Regions from separate parts of the Homo sapiens genome. Here region 1 is linked to region 2. A link is a loop called in an ENCODE intact Hi-C map of the cell type or tissue named here. Cell type or tissue: endothelial cell of umbilical vein. All regions are shown on one strand. Links, peaks and the distances in the headings refer to the core of each region. The heading gives the core; the rest is flanking DNA.

Evidence for each region. Peaks named below come from ENCODE experiments on the same cell type or tissue, not always from the same donor. Only the 100,000 strongest peaks of a DNase experiment are listed, where the experiment ranks them.
Region 1: it touches region 2 in a loop (2.5-fold over the local background); 4 of 110 quality-filtered maps call a loop at or near these places.

What each region holds. Positions count from the first base shown.
Region 1 is chr1:184,293,122-184,304,410 of GRCh38, reverse strand. No RefSeq gene overlaps it. Among named protein-coding and RNA genes, the nearest start is that of C1orf21-DT, 88 kb to the left of the region's middle. In endothelial cell of umbilical vein, for the core only: no CTCF peak of the experiment used is centred there; DNase peaks (open chromatin) are centred at 3,670, 4,820 and 6,990; H3K27ac peaks cover 335 bases.
Region 2 is chr1:184,547,602-184,558,017 of GRCh38, reverse strand. The region is part of intron 3 of C1orf21 (chromosome 1 open reading frame 21); the gene reads right to left. Among named protein-coding and RNA genes, the nearest start is that of C1orf21, 170 kb to the right of the region's middle. In endothelial cell of umbilical vein, for the core only: no CTCF peak of the experiment used is centred there; a DNase peak (open chromatin) is centred at 3,967.

The DNA of each region.
Region 1 (11,289 bases), core at 2,405-7,404, 250 kb after region 2:
ATTTATCTCACCCCAGTTAAAATGGCTTATATTTCAAAAGACAGGCAATAACAAAGGCTGGCGAGGATGTGGAGAAAAGAGAACCCCCAAACACGTTAGTGGAAATGTAAATTAGTACAACAACCATGGAGAACAGTTTAGAGTTTCCTTAAAAAACTGAAAATTGAGCTACCAGTGGAATCCAGCAATCCCACTGCTGGGTATATACTCAAAAGAAAGGAAATCAGTATATTGAAAAGATGTCTACACTCCTATGTTTGTTGCAGCACTATATACAATAGCTAAGATTTGGGAGCAACCTAAGTGTCCATCAACAGATCAATGGATAAAGAAAATGTGGTACATATACACAATGGAGTACCATTCAGCCATAAAAAGAATGAGATCCTGTCATTTGCAACAACATGGATGGAACTAAAGATCATTAAGATCATTATGTTAAGTGAAATAAGCCAGGTACAGAAAGAGAGACATCACATGTTCTCACTAATTTGTGGGATCTAAAAATGAAAACAATTGAAGTTATGGACATAGAAAGCAGAAGAATGGTTACTAGAAGCTGGGAAGGATGGTGGGAGGGGAGGGAAGAGATGTGGATGGTTAATGGGTACAAAAAATATAGTTAGAAAGAATGAATAAGACCTACTATTTGATAGCATGATAGGGTGCCTATAGTCAATAATAACCTAACTGTATAATTTAAAATAACTTAAAGAGTGTAATTGGATTCTTTGTAAATCAAAGGATAAATGCTTAAGGGGATGGCTACCCCATTCTCTTTGGTGTGCTTATTTCACATTGCATGCCTGTTTCAAAACATCTCATGTACCCTGTAAATATATACACCTACTATGTAGGTACAAAAATAATAAATAATAATAATAAAATAAAAGTATCAAATGAAACTTCTAGAACCAAAGAATGAGACAACTGAAATTAGGACCAAACCGCTTATTAGACATAACAAAAAAGGGGATTTGTGAACTAGAAAATACTTCAGTTAAAATATTAAAATTGAACTTCATTGAGCAAAAAGACCAAAAAATGCAAAAATAGCATCATGAGGGCTATACAGAACACAGAGAAAAAGTCTAACATACATATAATTGGAGGTACAGAGATAAGGAGAGAGATAATAATGCAGAAGCAATATTTGAAGATACAATGGCTGCGATTTTTTCAAAACTGATGGAAGATATCAGAGAAGTACCACAAACCCCAAGTGCGACAAATACAAGGGAAATCACAATTAGGTTCATGATTATAAAATTTCTGCAAACTATAATCTTAAAAGCATCTAAGGAAAAAGACACATTATCCTTAAAGGAACATCAATAAGACTGACAGCTACTTTTTCCAAAGAGAAATAGAAGCCAGAAGGCAATGCAATGACATCTTTAAAGTGGCAAAAGAAAACATGAAAAACAAAAATTCCAACCTAGAGTTGTTTATTCAGGGAAAACATCACTGATGTGAAAATGAAATATGTATCTTTAGCGATAAGCCAAAACAGAATTCATCACCAGGGGACCCACAATAAAGTAAATGCTTAAAGGAATTCTTTGGACAGAAGGAAAGTTATCCTAGCAATCCAAGAGGGAATGAAGAGCAATAGAGAAAGCAAATGGTAAATCTAATGCATAGTTACTGCCTTATGGGGCTTAAAATATAGAGATAATTTAGATTCATGAAAATCATAACACCAAATTAAGAGGGGAAGTGTAATTGGAATTAGTGTCATATTGTCTATTATAGGAAACAACGAAAATCCTATTGAATTTGTCAAGCCAACCCTCGGGGTTCTTGTGAAGGCATCTGGGCAGAACTCAGCCAAAGTGAAATTAGTTAAAAAGAGGTTAGAACAAACTGAAACTGAAGGTAAAAACTTGAATTCAGCCACGGCAGATCAAGTGAATTTGACCATAAGACCAAAATCCTAAACAGGACAAAGGTATCAATGTCCTGGTTACTTGAAGAGCTTTTAGTTAAGAGGCAGAATGTAGCACCAAAACTGGATTGAAAATAGAAAAAACAAGATATATTTTCCTCTTATCCTTAGCAATATAAACACATATTAACCACAAAGTTGGCCATGAATTGAGAAGTCTGTGGAATTTTAGGTCCAAGGAAGTTAACTTATCATTTATTAGGTACTTGCTAATTGTGAAATATTGAACACCTCTTCTCCAAAAATTGGGCTACTGATATCTAATTCTCTCTTTTGGTATGTCTAATCTGCTACTAAAAATATTTATTAAATTTAAAATTTTTTGATTTTTCTATTTTCCCTTTGTAGATGTTCTATTAGTTCTTCAAAGAAAAATCTACCTGTGATTATGTTATGGTTTTCTGCTACTAAGCTGATCTTTATTTTTTTCCTTAAGAATCATAAACATTCTTGCTCTATAACTTGTATATGATAATTGTAGTAGCTGAAGTATTTGGAAATTTGTTTGAGTCTAATTGTGATTTCCTTTGTATTTATCCCATTTGGGGTTTGTAGTACTTCTCTGATATCTTTCATCAGTTTTGAAAAAATGGCAGCCATTATATCTTCAAATTTAGGTGACATCATGGTGTTTTGTTTACTTATGTACCTCTTTTATTAAAAAAATCTATTAATATATTATTGTTCCTTGTGTTTACAAAATCATTTATAGGGGTACTTAAGGCCCAGGATGAACTGAAGTTGCCTTCCTTCAGAAAGAATTTATATTTGCTTCTGAAAGATATCTGGAGGAACTACCACTTAAGCCAAATTCAAGGCTTGAGAGTCCTTGACCCACCAGAGAATGTGAAAGCCACCTGCTTATATGCAGGAAGGCTGTGTCACTTCTGATTCTTTTTCACTCCTGGGATTGGTCCTTTGAGGTTCAAGTTTATTGTATCGACAATTTCTTAGTAGACTTTCAGACTTATGTAGCCTTTGGCTTTAAATACTGAGCATCCCATGAAAACATCAAAAGGAAGTTCAGTTTTGCAGGATCAGCAAATATATCAGGGCAAAAGTTGTTTATGTGATTCCTTAATATTTTCCTCCCATTTAGGTCAGGTAATTCCTTTCTATCTTGTTAGCTCCTGGATGCTTTAAGGTAGATGCTTTTTGTATTATATTCAGCATTTCAGTAGGATAATGTACCTGCTATTCCCAGAAACTGGAAGTCTAGTATAAGGAATAATCTGCATTATGCTGACATTATCTCATGGAATTGGAAGTTCAAGTGGTTAATATGTTCCTTGTAAGCTGAAAATAGCTGCAAAATTGTCACTTACTGTTAAAAAGTAGGAGAAATAAACCAAATTTTTCCATGCTGGCTCTCATGTGGGGATGTGCCATCTCCCCAAAATGACTCTGATGTGGCAAGTTCCCACTCACTACTTAACCCAAGAAGAAAATTTATCAGGGCTTTACTACAAAGCAGAGATCAACAAATTGTGAGTCAAATCTAATCTGCAACTTGTTTTTATAAATACAGTTTTGCTGGAACACAGACACACCATTTCTTCATGCGTTGTCTATGACTGCTTTTGTGTTACAAGGACTGAATTGAATATCAGCAACAGAGGCTGTATGGCTCACAAAACCTACAATATTTACACTCTGGCCTTTTACAGAAAAAGTTTGCCAATCCCTGCTAAAAAGTATTATTCCTCAGATGTCCTGCTTGATCAGTTTAAGTTCTGGGAGCAAGTCAACGCTAGCAAATTATTTTCTGCATTATTTTCATGCAGTTTTAAATACTGGGAGCATGAACTCAGTATGATAGACTCTTGAGTCACACTGAGAAATTTAAACAGGAAATAGCACTAAAGAGCAAAATAAGGCCGGGTGCAGCGGCTCACATCTGTAATCCCAGAACTCTGGGAGGCCGAGGCAGGTGGATCACCTGAGGTCAGGAGTTCAAGACCAGCTGGGCCAACAAGGTGAAACCCCTCTACTAAAAATACAAAAATCAGCTGGGCATGGTGGTGCATGCCTGTAAACCCAGCTACTTGGGAGGCTGAGGCAGGAGAATTGCTTGAACCCGGGAGGCCAAGATCATGCCACTGCACTCCAGCCTGGGCAACTGAACAACACTCCACCAAAAAAATAAAAAAGCAAAATATGAATATCTTCAGACAGTAACACGGTAATGTAATGTAATTATTACTCTTAAACAGCTCGAAACAATTTTCTTTTCTTGCACACATATAAGTTCACTTAGCTGCAACTTTTTTTTTAAAGAGTGCATTTTCCTCTTCATTTGTAAAGTCAAGCTTTTCATTTTTTCATTAACCAGTACTTCTCTGGGCTATGTAATATAGAGAAGGCTTAGAGGAAATGAAATTTACAAGCAGCAAGGAACGACAAATTCAGGCACAGATCACTGGTGATGGAGGGACTTTAGCAGATGCTCAGCTCTCTTCCTCTACACTGGGCTGGCAGAGTTTGTGGGGCAGGGTGAGCCAGCAGGGCGGTTATGCCAAAGAGCAGGATAACTTTCTGAGGCAATTCCTGCTTCTCAGGAGTAATCATATAAACTTTAGCAGAAAAATCAAAGAAACTGGAAAAGGAAGTGATGTGCAGGATCCAGTACTGTGCTGCTTTTCTCCTCAGTACCAGTGCTATTGAACAGATCCTGTTTCTGTCTATGATATCAATGAGGCTATGGCTCCAGCTCCCAACTGTGCACCTGTTTTACGTATGTAGACAGGTGGTGATGCCATTTACTCTACCATTGTTAAGACCGCATCAGTGTTTCTATGTGGAATATTGGCTTAGTGAATGCCACTTAGTCAACAGGATGGCTGGGTTGATGTGCATTTTTCTGAGATGAACCAGGAGCCATGAAAAATGCACTAACCCCATAGTGAAAGTGTCTGTGCTACTAGATAAAAACAAGGAAGAAAATACTTTCCCCTGACTCAGAGCCCTGTTGGACAAATGCCTTCCAAGATGTGAAAGAGACTGTAAAATAGTCCTGGGTCCAGGAATGAAGAGTAAAGAAATAATACTATCATTTCTTTGTAGAGAATCAGCTGCTTTACACATATGCCATTTTGTTTATTAATCCATCTGAAAATTCCCTGGGGATTTTGAGCTGGCTCTTTGCCTGCAGATGAGTCTGTAACTCTGTGACAATTAACTGTAATGACTTCGAGACAGACTCTTCTCAATCACCGCCCAGTACTGGGCTGCCAAAAGCCATCTGCACCTGGGTGGCTGAGTAACAGCACCCCCATTTAATTTGGCTTTTCATGTGGAATCTACTGTCCTCTGTCTTAGCCGGAGAGCCAAGACGACTCTAAATTCCCTTCTGTGATGTGGAGTGGTAGGAAAGGAAGGGGGAGTATGTGGGAAAATCTGAGGGGCTCCCTTCTTTAAGACCAAGACACAAAAAGCCCCTCTATTCCTGACCACCTGGGCTCACCAGGCTCATTATGTGAAAGCTTAAGGGTTGACCAGGCAGTCAGAGGAATGCAGAGCATCAGAGAAGAGAGTTCCTATGTGGCCAGTTCCTGGTGCCCCCAGAGAGAGAGGCAGGAGACCTCTGGTAATTTTCCAGGCATTCAGCATGCACTGCAGTGCCCTTCACACAAGCACAGTGGCCAGGGAGCCAGATGGGCTCTATTTCAGGCAAAGTCAGAAAAGGGACCAGAGTCTGGACTCACTTAGCTCCATAGTCTTGCTGCTGGCCCTCTGTCTTTTGACACTGGATTTACCTTTCATTAGTCCCCAAAGGGAGGGCACATCCCAGCTGGGGCCTCTGGAAGCTGTGGACTTGCTGATTTGCACCCTTCTTGTGCATATTTTTATGTGGGCTGGGAACACAGATGGCTCCATCCAAGTTGCTGAAAACCCAGCTGGTTATTGCTGCACTAGAACGACCTGAGTTTGGGGATCTGAGTTTTCCCTGCCAGAGCCTTGGGCAAGTTGGGAAACATATTTGTCTTTGAATTAGAGCACAGGCGGATGAGGTCCAAGATGCTGCATCCCCACCGTGTCCTGTGTGCTGTGGGAAATAAAAGAAAAGCAACATTAAGCACAGCACATTACACACAGCACCCCTGCTCCCTTACATCCTTTTTTTTTTTTTTGAATTAGGCAGGTTAAAAATTGATTATGAAACAATATTATCATCTTCCTTTTTCTCCCACTTTTAAAACCAAACTTGTTCTATCCAATTCTAAGTAATGCTGAAATAGACTTTCATAAACTAAATTCACAAATCATATCAATCCAACATTTATTGGGCACCTACTTTATCCCAGGAATTATGCTAGGTACTGGAAATTTTAAAAATGAGTAACACATGGTCTCTATGATCTCATAGTCTAACTAGGAGAGATATGTGTAAAAGAAGATAGGCGTGAAAAAATATGTAAATGTTGTAATAAAGGTAGATATAAGAGTGGTTGGGAATATGAAGAGGGATATTTCTTTTGGGGGAACAGCAAGACCCAGACCTAGAGTAGCAATACTTAAGGGAAAATAAGACTTCATCTGGGGCATGAGGTGGGAGGGAGGGAAACTACCTCCGTGAAATACGGAGGCCTGCGTAGGACACTGATGGCTGCTCTACTGTGTCTAGTCTCACCAGCCCTTCCTTCTTAACTCTGATTTATTCGGGGATCTACCTCTATTCACTTGATTCAGGGGAAGTTGACCCTATCCCCGGCTGAGGGGCAGATCCCAATTAGTCCAAGATAAACACGGCAGTCACATTCCTGTGATTGATGGATTTAGAAATGGGTACATGATCAAATGCTGGCCAATGAGACATGAAGTCTCTTGGTTATCCAGGAAAGCTTCCCCTCTAAGAAAACAACATGTGAAGAGATAGTTGCCTTTCTTCCCACAGATGTTATCCTGTTTACTGCAATTAAGGGGGGTTTTCAGCTGCAGAGAGACATAGTTTGACTGTAGGTTTAGGGTAGCCAGAGCAGGAGGCATCACTGGGAAGTAGCTGGAAGTATCTGGGGAAGGACCTTGAGTTCGTCAAAGTTTCCATCTCCCAAGGTAAGCAGATGGGGTTATTCCCACAGTCATGGCCATGGCACAGTGACAACAAAACTGAACATCTTGACTCAAGGTGACCTTGTGCTAGAAAACAGGGTAGCCAGGTGAGGTGATACAGCTCTTAAGGACAGGGGTGGCTCATTTTAGTAAAGATTCTGCTAAAACGACACCCTCTATGGAAACTCTGAAGCTGTGTACCAGTCTTTTCAATCATGTCCATATACCTGAGTTGTAATCACTCATGATTGAAGTAAAGTGTGTAAAGTGTTTAGCGCAGTATCACAAATGTGGTAAGTGCTCGGTACACGTCAGTACCAGCATTATCACACACAGCAAAAAATCATTTCTGGAAGCTAAAGATAGCAGACTAATCTATAAAAATAATCCCAGGGAGATTTCTCTCTCCTCTGCCAGTTGGGAAGTTGGTTTGCCTAGTTGTATTTTGATTTCATTCCTAACAATTACCTTAGTCATCTCATAAGTTTTTCCTTGCACCCTTGGGACCATCGGGCCCATGACTCCAGCACCGCTCTAGCTGCAGGCTGCAGTTGGTCTTACTGATCCGAATTCTCAAATTTAGGTTGCTGATCCCACAAGCGTGAACTTCTTGGCTCTGTGTCTGGGCTCTCTGCTTTCAGTTAGACAGGAAACCGGGGCTGGGCAAACCTCCAAGGTTTTAGATTGGCCTTCTGTTCAGATAAGCTGCTAAGGATGTTTCTACTTGGGAACAGTAACAGCTCAAGTTTTTTCCTGGGTTTTAACTTGTGCCTTTGTGACATACCAACAGATTTAGAACTGACGTTATGATTGGAGTGAAAATACCCACATGTGACTTGAGTTAAACAGACCTCCACTGATCAGAGCCACAAGGCCAACTAATCTCAGGGTGTTAAACGGAAATTCTCTGAGAGGCACCAAGCAATCTATGCTATGAGAGATAAGTCAGGGAAAAGAGGTCTTTAGCCCGTGTGCTTATTTTTAACTGAGTTCAGTTTCATGTTGGGATACAAAGCAGTTTCTTTAGGATCTTAGAGAACTAGCCCAGTAGGGTGGGAGTTCAAATCCCCGCTCCATTGCTTATTAGGTATGGCCAAGTTATTTCTCTGATCCTCAGTTTCTTTACCGAAACTGATGATAATAACTTTCTCATAGGATTAGTGTGAGGATCAAAGTAGACATGTGCCAGAGGACTGGAACATAATAAATGCTCAATAAATAGTGGGTACTATTTCTAAATCCCCCAGGAGAGGTGACTGCTATTGTGTAAATGTATTTTACAAGTTCAGAAAAAATTAGATTAAGAAAAATAATGAAAACTAGCATTAATCAAAAATTTACTATGTTCCAGGCACGCTTCCAAGTATTTACATGTGTAACTCATTGAATCCTCACAACACTCTTTATTATTATTATTATTATTAATTTTTTATTTTTTTTGTCTCGCTGTGTCACCCAGGCTGGAGTGCAGTGGTGTGATCTCAGCTCACTGCAACCTCCGCCTCCCAGGTTCAAGCTATTCTGCCTCAGTCTCCCTCCTGAGTAGCTGGGATTACAGGCATGTGCCACCCTGCCTGCCTAATTATTGTATTTTTAGTAGAGACAGGGTTTCACCATGTTGGCCAGGCTAGTCTGGAATTCCTGGCCTCAAGTGATCCACCCCCTCGGCCTCTCAAAGTGCTGGGATTACAGGCGTGAGCCACCATGCCTGGCCTATTATTCCTATCTTACAGACAAGGAAACTCAGGCACTAGGAGATTAAGTAGCCCCTCTAAAATGGTGAGCAAAATAGGCCCAAGCTATTAGTCCTTCTGATAGACCAGTTTGCTTGAGAGAACAAATTCTTTCAGACATTCTCATTATATTTGATTCTTTCTGGATCTTTCATATTGGCTACCCAGGCTTAAGAATTTCCCCATGTTCCCTAGAAGCACTATATTAGGGAGAAGATGGTTCAAGTACTGCTAAAACTAATACTGGAATTTTCCACCTCAGTTGGGAAGAATGAATATAGCCCTGGGAAAGGAAATTCTTATTTTACCTTTGCAATCAATTCAGCTGTATAAAAAACATAGTACAACAAACAAACCAACCTTCAAAAAATAGATAACTATGAACAAATCAACAAAGAATCTCTGGCTGCATCCAACTTTTGCCCCTTTTGGAAACAAACCATGGACCTTATCCAGACATGGAGATCTCTTCATTCAGGTTCAGCTTTATTTAAATAGGTGAGTTGAAGTATCTATGAAGATTTGTTCAGCAAACCATTAAGCATTTAATATGTGTACAACACTAACAGACTCAGTGGTTGTAAAGAAATAACATGTGTCTTAGGTCAGGTCTGAACCTGAGGGACTCTAAGATAAGGTGTTTCCAGCCAAGAATCTGAAATAGAAGATTCAAGATTGTTCATCTCTAAGAAGAACCACAAGCCCAGCCTTTGGGGGCTGGCACTCTCCAAAACATGCTCTTGACTGTGTCTTACCCATTCCTTCAGCTCTCTTTCTTGCCTCATTTGAGTTGTTTGATTTTGTTTTCATTTATCGATTATCTGATAAATGGCTCTCAAAATATAATTTATGGGACTCAGGTAAGACCAGTTCCTTAAAGTTTAAAGCATTCGTGCTTAAAATTGGACAGTAATAATATATTTTCTAGACATATAAATAACTGCTTATTTCATCCCATGCTTTCAAATCCCAGGCAATTTGCTTCTCTTACCATTATTACTCTACCTTTTCCCTCATTCCTCAATACCCTGCAATGTCTTCTCTCTCCTTGTCAAAATCCGGCATCTTCTATCAAGGCCCTGATGCCATGAGTCAATTCCGTGAACCGTAAGGCAAAATCAATTTCTAATCATTTTACCACTATTATATTACTGTATTCTCACCAGTTTAGGCAAGGTGTTGAAATGCTTTTGAGGGAGAGCAGTTGCAGAGCAGTGTCCTTTCCCCCTCAAATCTAAGGCTAGAAACCCAAGAACCACTAGTCTAATAAATACCCTCCATGTGCCAGGATTGCCATTAGTAACTGTAATCAAATGAACCTTTGCGAGATGCTACAGGGGAGCTGTGATGCAATTATCACTAACTGAATTGTTCCAGTTGATTCCTGGGCATTGCTGGCTTTGTTTATGGCTCAGATGAGTACATTTTAATGATCCAGAGAAAATGAGCATAAGCTGCCACTTCCAGTAAATACTAATTATGAATAAATAAATGCAAATGGAATTGTTGGTGACAATTAATTCCTTTTGATTTTAGTCTCCCTGATTTACTTTTACATTAGTGGGCACTCTTGCTAAAAGTGGAAAGAACTGTTCCTGTTAGAGACGGTGGCCACCTTTCACCTAAAATCATTTCAACCCTGCAAGGTGCAAGTGAACCCAAGTTAGGGCTCCAGACAGCCAACCTTCCAAATGAAAGTACATCCTGTACTAGCCAGGAAACATCTGAGGAGATCTACATTCTCAAAAGCATGCCATTTGCTTGTATGACAATGGTGAGAACATACAAATATTATACATTTCAACAAAGTTCCACACATTAGAGAACAAACTCCTGGATATCTGAGATGTTCAACACTATTCAGTTTTATTTGACATATTTCTTTCAAGTCTAGCATTTCAAACAAAAAGGAAATTCATTGCCTTAGGCCAAGTTTTTACTTCACTGACTTCCTAAAGAGAATTATCCTGCAAAATTTTGAAGAATTTGCAATCAAGACTTTCTCAAGAACTTTCAATAGTTTCTTTTTTTCTTATGTAAAATGTTCAAACCTTCAGGCCTATACAATCTGGCACCAATGAACCTTTCTAACCCTCCATATTTTCTGATACTCTTTCCCTTTTCCCAATACCTCATGTTCCAACTAAATATCATATAACTGACTATTGTCTGAAATAATCCATACTTTCAAATTCTATGCAATTTGTTCCACTGAGCACTATCACTCTATTCTATCCTTCCTCTCACCCCCCAGTACCCTACAAGGTCCTACCTCTCCCTTTCAAAAATCCTGCATCCTCTATCAAGGTCCGGATTTCATGAGTCATTCCATATACTATAAGCCAAAGTAAATTTTTAAAAATGCTATCACTATTATAATATTACCCATATATAACTACCTGAATATAACTACCTGATACAGTTATTTTCTGCTTATAGTTTATTCCCTTTTGAGGTCCTCTACCAAGTCCCAAGGCTGCCACATGGTACATTCTCATTAAATGCTCTTAAGTGTGTTGAATCATATTGAAATAATGGCTATAGTTTACTGTTCTTATT
Region 2 (10,416 bases), core at 1,666-6,665:
CTGAATTCATACAAAAGACAGGGGTTTATCACAATGAAACCTGTTAAGGGCAACTGCATATGCCAGTCAAGTTCCACAGGAATTCCCCACTTCACATCTGCAGAGCTGTGCCCAAATCACAGTGATTTTATCTAGAATGAATGGCTCCATCAGCTACATTATCTGGTTGTACTGCCAACGAGTTGTTGGTGGTATTTTATGTTAAAACAAAATAACTGAAAATAACTAATATATAACCAAAGGTCATCAAAGTCAATCTAAGTACTTCCTAAATGGAAACTGAAACTTGAAGGGAATGAGGTTTTAAATTGAGCTTCTCACACAATTAGCAATTGCAAAAATATGGAACCAGCCCAAATGCCCATCAATCAACAAGTGGATAAAGAAAATGTGGTATGTATATACCATGGAATACTATTCAGCCATAAAAAGGAATGAAATAATGGCATTCACATCAACCTGGATGGAACTGGAGACCATTATTCTAAGTGAAGTAACTCAAGAATACAAAACCAAACATTGTACGTTCTCACTCATAAGTGGGAGCTAAGCTATGAGGATGCAAAGGCATGGGAATGATACAATGGACTTTGGGGATTCAGAGGAAAGGGTGGGAGTGGGGCGAGGAATAAAAGACTACACAATGGGTACAGTGTACACTGCTCGGGTGATGGGTGCACCAAAATCTCAGAAATCACCACTAAAGAACTTATCCATGTAAGTTAACACCACCTGTTCCCACAAAACCTATTGAATTAAAAAAAAGAAAAAAACACACATACACACAAATTGAGCTTCTCAGGCTAACTAAACACTACAAGAACAATAATGGCACAGTTCATGACCCCCACATTGACATTAATGAGCGTCAGGAGGCTAAGACATATACGTGGAAAATTCCATCTGATAGTGCAAAGGTGGGAGCAGAGAGCAGCTCACACACATGCAAACGAATCAGCAATAATTCACGAGTTGACAGAATGTTTGTCAATGAGGAGAAACTACATATTGTTTGGAGCAAGATAAAAATGAATATAAAAAAATACCAGCCATTTTGGGAACAGAGTGGGAGGGGAAATGACATAAAGGTTAGTTAAGTCTTGTGATGCTCAGGCCGCTTTTATCAGAGTGATTCAGTTGGACAAAAAATAGAAAAGGGTTTTCTAAGCCAAGACAGTCTTCCATTCATCTTTTCCCTTCTAAAATTATAGTCACCCTCCTTAACAATAAGGATCAGATTTTCAAAAAGTGAGTGTGGCTCATGTGTTTTTCCCTAGGCTTGGTCATATGATACAGATATCACCTTTCCACTCTTTAGAAGTCTGATTCTGTTTCCCCTTCCTTCATTCTTCCTCAACATGTGGAATAGTTCCAAAATAAAACATAATAGCTTTAAGATTTTCTATTTAAAATCATTATTTGACCACATAAATCTGAAAAAATAATGGGCAGTGGTCACAATGGTGGCCAAGACGGTGGAGGGTTCCTTCCTTCCTGTTTTGTGTTTAAATAATCAGGGGACTGTCCTCTGATTCCCATTCTTTGGCTTGGCCTGGCCTCTGGCAGAGGCTCCTGTTCTTCTCCTCTGCCTGGGTCCATGACAGACACAGCCTTCTGGAACAGAACTTCCTTCACCAGCAGAGGCTCTCTGATTCTTTTTGCTCTGGAAGCAAGAATGGGTTTTTGGATATGCTTTGATAATATGCAAGGAGTATACCTGGTATGAAAGCCTGTCAGCAGGCACTGCAGGTTCCTTTTCTAAAACTGGGAGCCTGACTCACATCCTCTGCTACTGACCCACCCCACAGTGTTATCCAACAAGTACCTGCATCAGCTTATTTGGCCAAGAAGCCAAATAAAACCCCATGAGAATCCATACTGTGGTGAACACTGTGGATGCCTCTCAGTGTGTGTATGTGTGTGTGTTGTGTGTGTGTTTGGGGTTGGGGGGGTGGTGAGGGAGAGGAGAGAGCAATTACCTATTAGGACATTTCTTACAGATCGTTCTAGAGTACAGTTCAGGACAAAGAAGAAGGGAAATGGTAAAGCTTTATCTCCCTCTAGCAGGAGTCCCAGCCTGTGGCTACAGTGAGATCTCCTCAGGGATCCCTTTTGTCCAGATGGCCTGGAGGGCCAGTGGGCGGATCCTCGCAGAGGTAATTGGCATAAGGCACCATATTGTGCCAGGGAAATTATTTTTCCTGCCAGAAGCTTGTTTAGCTAAGTCAGAAGAATGCCTCTGTGTTGGAGGGGAGCCTTCCTCACTCGGAACTTCTGATTTAGTTACGCCTCCCACCCCACCTCCAGTCCTCCTCCCCCAACTCCTTGCCCCGCTCCTGAGAGTAAAGCCAGAAAGTGAGTTTCACCAAAAGAAAAAAAATGGGGGCACAAGGCTGCTCTGGCCCAAGGGTCTGGGTAAAGAAGGTAACAGGTGTTTGTGCATATGTGTGTGACAGTGTGTGTGTGTGTATGTATGTGTGAGGGTGTGTGGGGGTGTGTGTGCTATTCCCACATCACAGCACAGTTTTACAGAAGAGTGGACTTTGGAGAAGATCCTTCCATGACAGAAGCAGCAGCATCTGGCTGTGAACATACATCAGTGACCTTAGCTTGGGATCTGAGGGGCTGCCTCAGTGTAGACATTGGCAGCAGCTCACAGGGGCCTCTGCCTACCACCAATGGTTTCTTGGGTGTCAGAGGTCTGGCAGAAGATGCCAGTCCCTGAGATTTCCCAGGAATAACTTAGGGACCTCAAAATGGAGGGGAGATGTCTGGTTCCACGCAGCTGATAAGAGGCAGAAAACTGATTTATTTGTTTATTCATTCATTCCATACAAATGAAAATGAGGGCTAGTTATAGGCTAGATATTGTTCTAGGTGCTGAGCAGGAAAAATGGCAAAAACTTATGCCCTGACAGAGCTGCCACTCCAGTGAAGGCAAAGGGAAATGGGAAATGAGCAAAAACTAACTAGTATCAAGTCAGGTGGTGAGAAGTATGAGGAGGAAATTACAACAGAATAATAGAGACTGGGGGCTGATAGAGGCTACTCTAGCCAGCTGGATAAAGGGCTGTCTCTGGAATCAGAGAAATGTGTATATTCTTGTTACACACATGTGCATGCACTTTTGAACTATAAACAATAGAAAGCTTAAATTTTTACTTCTATTTTCAAGAATCTTCCAACCATCAAATTAAAAGAACCCTATCATATACCAATAAGTTGTAAGAAATTTTTAAGAGACTGTCCCTAATTTTTATTTACTTAGATTTTATTCTGTAAATTAGAAAACAAAGGATAGGTCATAAAGTTTACAAACATTTGTTATACAGATTTCCTTGAATTGGTGTTTGTTTTATTCACTGAATGAATGAATGAGGCACTATAAGCCAGTTAAGAGATGGGGTTAAAACCATCACTTATTTTTTTAAAGGCACTAAACTACGTCAATTTTATTGTTTGGCTATACAAACATTTATTTGCTACTGAAAACTGAAATAACACAGCAAAATTTCCTTTTATTGTAATTCAAATTTTTGGAAACCAAAATATCCAATTAATTACTATGCTCTAGCCAAACCACCCAATAGTTTCTTTACCTTCTTTCTCCATACCTTACTCTGCTTCAAATTCTTGACATTGGGTTTCATCTCACTGATTTGAGGATTCTAAAACACAGGGGAATGCCTGAGACCTACTGGTGCTTCCTTGGGTTATATCAAAAAGTAGAACTGAAGTATTATTGAAGTCACTCAAATACATTCAAACTATATAGATCCCTTACAAATTACTGGTATCAAGGTAGGAAGGAAAAGATACAAGAAGAAAAAGACATCACAGAACTCATTACAGGTTATCAAAATTATTGGTATACAGTCTGTCTCAGAATAAAGTAGCCTTCTCAACCTGCTGCATAAAATTACAAGCAAGAAAGGAAGTATAGGAATAAGGTTTATGACTGAACTGGCTCTGTGCCATAATTCTCCATTGTGGCATTGTCAGAAGGATCCCATTAATGCAGAAACTGCTGGAATGGTTCACGTTTTGATTTATTCTTAACTCCCTTAAGCCTAGTGTCTGTTACTTCTCTTTCAAGCCGAGAAAATCAGTTGAGCAAGATGTAACTGAGTTTTACCATCTTTTCTTTCTGAACAAATAACAACAATGACCTTGTTCCTCTCCTCCTGTGTGGCATGCCATCTCTGATGTCCTGGAAGATCTTTTCTCTTCTACTCTGCCATTGGGGTAGACCTTCTGGTAGAGGGGAAAGGGACCAGGGTTGAGAGTCAAGTTATGCTTTGTGATGAGTCCATTGGTAATCTAGCTACAGCTCTAAGCTGCTCCTGGATCTTTGGGTCTCAGCAGAACATGATGCTGACTCACAAATTGCTACAAGGTAGCCTGGAAAAAAGTCTATAGCCCAGAAGGAGCCTGAAAACCTGAACTCCAACAAACGGTGCCCAAAGAGCCAACCATTCACTCATTAACTTGACTTCTAAGCCTATTTCTGTAAAACGGGAATAAGAACCTTAACCATCAGATTGTAAAGACAAGGTAAGATAGTCCATTCAGTGTTTACGGCACAGAACCAGGAAAAACAGTAAGCAGGCACTCACTTTTGTAGGTTAAAAAGAAAAATAGAATGAAACTTATGTGTGAGTTCTAAATTAGTTTAAAAATCATTTAAAGACAACCTATGAAATAACTTCTTTGCCTAGGATTATTAATGGAAATCCAGCAGATATTCTCAAGAAAAAAATGGAATTAGTTTCTCCCCCCCTTGGACTTACGAATAAACAGTGTTAGAACTAAATGGTTTTTTTCCTATTCTAAAATCAAAAAAAATACACCATCCCTCATCCTCGTGTCTGTGACAAGTCGTACCCAGATTGTATTAAGAATTGAAAAACCATCCTCATTAGACTTGAGGGCCCTGTAGACATGCACAGCAGACATTTATTGAGCACCTATTATGACCACCAGGAGTAGACCAAGAGCTTTAGATGGATTCTCTGAGTCCTTCTTAACCAATATGCCAGAATTCATGGAAATAACTTCATTGTTGAGCAGACATGTCTCTTCTCTAGGCCAAATGACAAAAATGTACATTTTGCTTGGTATAAATACCAAATATGTTGTTGCTGTTGTTTTTCTTATAACCAAAGCAATATTTCATTGTAGAAAATAAATCATCTGTTATCCTACCAATTGAGTGCCATTAAAATTTGGAATGTTTCCTATGTCATTTTTTTCTCTCTCTGCTGTTTATCTACAAAATTGGAATTATGTAATCATTCTTTGAGCAAATGCTTTTTTGGTGGTTTATACTATCTCATTATATGGATAAGCCATTAATTACTCATCCGGGTAATACTGGGAAATTTGGTTATTCCCTTTTTTTCACCATGACAAATAAAGCTGTAGTAACCATCTTTGTACATCTCTTTGATTTCCCTCTTCCTAGGAAAATAATTATTAATTTGAACATGACCATCTTTTGGGCTTGCAATATCTTCATCCAGAAAGGTTGTGGCTATTTACACTCTCAGCAGCAGTATATGAATATGAGTGCCTGACTCCTCTACTTTTGTCAGAAATGACAGTGTGATTTTAAAAACACACAAAAAAGTTTACAAAAAAGTTGCCAATTTCTTAGGAAAAAAAGTATCTGATTGTTTTCTTAAATCTGCATTTTTAAACTATATACTATAAGGTTATTCTTCTACCTTCCTTCCATACAGGCTATTTTCTTTGTTCTGCAAATTATCTATTCCTATCCTTTGCCCATTTAAAAATCTGTGTTAGGGATATCCTTCTTGTCTGACAAAAACACTTTCTATGTTAAAAGTATTAATTTTTTTTCCTGTAATATTTGTTGCAGTTACTATGGTATTGCAACAGTATTCCTGGGCAGTATTTATCTTTTAAATGTTTACTGTACTATTTCATGTAAAAAGTTTCAAATTTGTGTATGCAAATGAATCATCCATAGCCTGCCCAAAGCCCTCTTGTTTTCTTTTTGTTTTAAAAAAACGTTAATTCTATCACCTCAAGGTTCCTTTTTTTTTTTTTTTAAGACAGGGTCTCTTTCTGTCACCCAGGCTCAATTACAGTGGTGTAGCCATAGCCAGGTCTACAGGCACATGCCACCACACCCGGCTAATTTTATTTTTTGTAGAGATGTGGTCTTACCACATTGTCCAGGCTGGTCTCAAACTCCTAGCCTCGAGTGATGCTCCCACCTCAGCCTCCAAAAGTGCTGGGATTATAGGCATGAGCCACTGCACCCTGGACCCCCAAAGCCCCTTTCTGTCCAATTCATTTCTGCCCAGATGAGGCGATGGATCCACCCTCTTGCCAAACACGGTAGATTGGCACGGGGAGGGGCAGCTAACCAGAAAGATGCAGACACAGCTGATGTAACAAAACTATATTAATGATGAGCCCAGTGAGGGAAGATCCTCAGATTCAGTGCCCAGATCCTGGTCCTTCCAGAATCTAGCCTTGCTTCTCTATCTCAGCCTTGAGAAGGTCCAGCCCAATGACAGTCCCTGCCCTGAGGTTAATCCAAGATCACTTTACAGTAAACTCTCCATTTACTTGTGGTAATTTGAGTTGGTTTTGTTCCTCACACTCAAATTTATCTTCACTAAAACATGACAAAGAATTCTTTCCCTTGTGGTTTCTTCCACTGCTTTTATATTTAAAAATACTTCCCCATCCCATTATTAGTTAGGTAGTCATTTTTTTCTCCTGGATTTTTTAAAAACATGATTTAAAAAAAATACACACATAGTTCTCTAAATAATTCGCCTGGAGTTTATTTTGGTGTAGTTTGCTGAATAATCTACCTCTTCTCCATGGGATTGCTGTATTCCAGGGATCATATATGTCTGTATGCTGTCTGTCTGTGCATTTCAAGGGCTATTTATTCTGTTCTATGTGATTCCTATGCTGGCACTAAACTGTTTTTAGCTTTACTATATATTTTACATTTGAAATAGCAAGTTTCTCTTCGTTGCTCTTTTAAAATGTTTCCTAGCTATCCTCTCTAAAACCATTTTGTTATCAAAAAATTCTTTTTTATTTCATCATGTCACTGACTGAACTATCTCAACCTCTAGACAGCCAGTTATGGCTTAACCAAGTCCAGGAAATCCATCTTTACAAAACCAGAAGACAGCCTGGTGCGGCAACTCATGCCTGTAATCCCAGCATTTTGGGAGGCTGAGGCTGAAGGATCACTTGAGCCCAGGAGTTTGAGACCAGCCTGGGAAACACAGTGAAGCCCCATCTCCACAAAAAATATGGAAAAATTAGCCAGGCTAGGTGGCATGCACCTGAAGTCCCAGCTACTCAGGAGGCTGAGGTTGGAGGATCGTTTGAGCCCAGGAGGTCAAGGCTGCAGTGAGCCAGGATTGCACCACTGCACTCCAGCCTGGGTGACAGAATGAGATCCTGTCTCAAAAAACAAACAAACAAACAAACAAAGAAACAAACAAAACATAAAATCTCCACAACTTGAAGAGATGAAATCACTTCACGACAGCCAGGTCTACTGCTGTAACTCCTGTCTTGCAGCCCTGCCAGATAAAATTAAGAAGGCAGCAAAGAGAAATTTAGCAAATGTGTTCTAAATAGTATTATAATTTGCCTCTTTTTTTCTTGTATTGGGTGAAGAAAACTGAGCAGTCCATGAAATTAAAACAAATTAATTTACTTTCCTAAAAGGTTTTCAAAAATAGACAATAACAACCTTTACAATCTCATCTAGCACTACATGCGTTCCTTGATATTAAATCTTTTTTATTCTTAAACACTTATACTATTTGTTTTTACAAAACAAGATTCAATAGTCACTGGGACTTTAAGGAAAAATATCTATAACAACCCCAACCAACTACTACATTTTGTCACATCATGACTTAAACCAGCTTACCTTAAACATGCTGAGAACACTGACAACAGCCTACAGTTGGGCCAAATCAGGTAACGCAAAGCCTATTTTAAAATTAAGTGCTGATATCTCAGGTAATTTATTGAATATTGTGCTGAATGTGAAAAACAGAATGATTCCACACCACTGTAAAGTTGAAAAATCATAAATCAAACCATTGTATGCCAGACAGTCTGTGTATGATTGGATATTTTCAGTGAAATATAAAAACATTTATACATTATCTAAATCTAGTATTTATGTATATTATTTGTATACATAAAAATAAATAGGAAGATTACTCATATTGGGACTGTAGTGATGAATTTTTCATTAAAAGGAAAAGTGATAGACTAGAGAAAAAACACCTGGAATGTTCCAGAACTGCCTGGTTGGCAGTCCCTTCCTTCCCTGCTGCTCCACTCCTGAATTTTTACACATCACAAAAACAATCAAACAAAAAGAAAAAAAAAACTCAAAAGATGTTATATCATAGGGAAAAGTATGAGTAAGGAATACAATGTTATCTCCTTACCAGAAAACTAGAGACTACAAAATATTTTAAAATGCAACAACTAAAAAGGTAAAAATGTTAGTGTATGTAACTTTATATATTTAATACATATATTTAAATATAAATTTAGTATATTTTACAACACTGCTGTTGACTGAGAAGACAAATGCAAATAAACAGATTTGAAGATTTCGGGTGATTTCTTAATGATTCTACTTCATTAATTTAAAAGCAAAGTACTTTAAAGAAGGCGTCACACTTTTTAATGTAACCAGAGGAAGAAGAAGTCATCCCTTGACTGAGATTCTCACCCACTTCACCAAAATCATCACTCATCTTAAACCATTTTGCAGATGACAAAACTGAGTCTCAGATGTTGCTATTCTAAAGTTCCACGGCTAGGAGACTGAGCAGGACTTGAGCCCACCACCCCAGGAGTTCTTTAGCTTTTTTGTGCCATGTACTCCTCTGACAGTCTGGTAAAACCTATATACCTCTTCTCAGAATAGTATTTTTAAATTCCTAAAACAAATACATAGCACTAGAAAGGACAAAAATTATAAAGAAATAATAATTATCAAAATATTTTTAGGAAAAAATTGTGATAGAGTAATATATGTTCTTTATTAATGTATTAAATAAGAAGATATACTAGTGGGTCTGATAACTATGGTAATTTTAAAGGAGTCATGAGCATTAATATTTCAACAACTTTAACGTGGTATGAAAACAACCGTGACTTTTACTGTTGAAAAGTCACAGGTACTGCTATTACTACTGGCTTGTTGCCTACATTCACAATTAGGGTGTCATTTGCTGAATACTTTAGTTCCTTCTCCAAAGGAAAGTACCCTGCAAATTTGTCCAAATCAAAAGTCTAAAATTTCCATTAAAGGTTAGTGAAAATAAAGATGTAATTTTTTTTTCTCATGGAAGTTCACAGACTCCCTGAATTCTGTCTACAGACCTCTTGGGAACTGCCCATTCTGGCTAAGTGCTTAGTGTAGAGTCCAGGTAGACTTCTCTAAGGAGTCTGCAATGGGGAGAATGGCGTGAACCCGGGAGGCGGAGCTTGTAGTGAGTGGAGATCGCGCCGCTGCACTCCAGCCTGGGCGACAGAGGGAGACTCCGTCTCAACAAAAAAAAAAAAAAAAAAAAGAGTCTGCAATGGGTATAAAATGAATGAATAAATGCAAGTTCCCACTGAAACACTGAGGTGGGTCAGGCACCACTGCCAGATGGTTCACTTCCTCTTTCAGGGCCAATTTAACCAGCCCATGCTCCCTAACTACAGTGTGAGTGAGTGTGTGAGTGTGTGTGTGTGTGTGTGTGTGTGTGTGTGTGTGTGTGTGTTGGGGATTTGAGATATGGATTACTATACTTCCTAGAGGCACCTTCATTTACCTGCCTAACCAGTATCTTGTATCACCTGATTATCATTTTCTAAGATCACACAGCCTAGGGTACCAGAAGGTATAACAAGGTCTTTGGGAAACAGACCAGGTTGTGAGGCCCAGCACAGAGTAAAAGCCTCAGCTAGTCTGCAGCAGCCTCTGCTATGGTCAGGAGGAGCAGGAGATGGTCAAGTGGGTACTGATGGGACAGCAGCCAGTGCCACCGTGGCCATAGCAGGTATCCATTTCCAATGGTATAACTTGTCTGCCTTGGAGCAGCACATTTCTGATGCCCTGGGTCAACATTTCAGATTGTAATGAATGTCAAACAACTGTTACTGAGATTCTTGTCTGATATTCCCTACACCTTTTTTCTAGAGAGGAGCATACTCCAGTATTTTGATTATTCTCTTCATAAAGGATGGGATATGCTCATTTCATCTATTCAAATTTTTAGATTAACTTAAGATAGCTAAAAATTTAAATATCTAAAATGCTGCCAAAATAAAAGAGAAAACACATTTGGCTTTACTCTCTCAACTTTGTATGTGAGAGAGAACATTCCTGTGTTC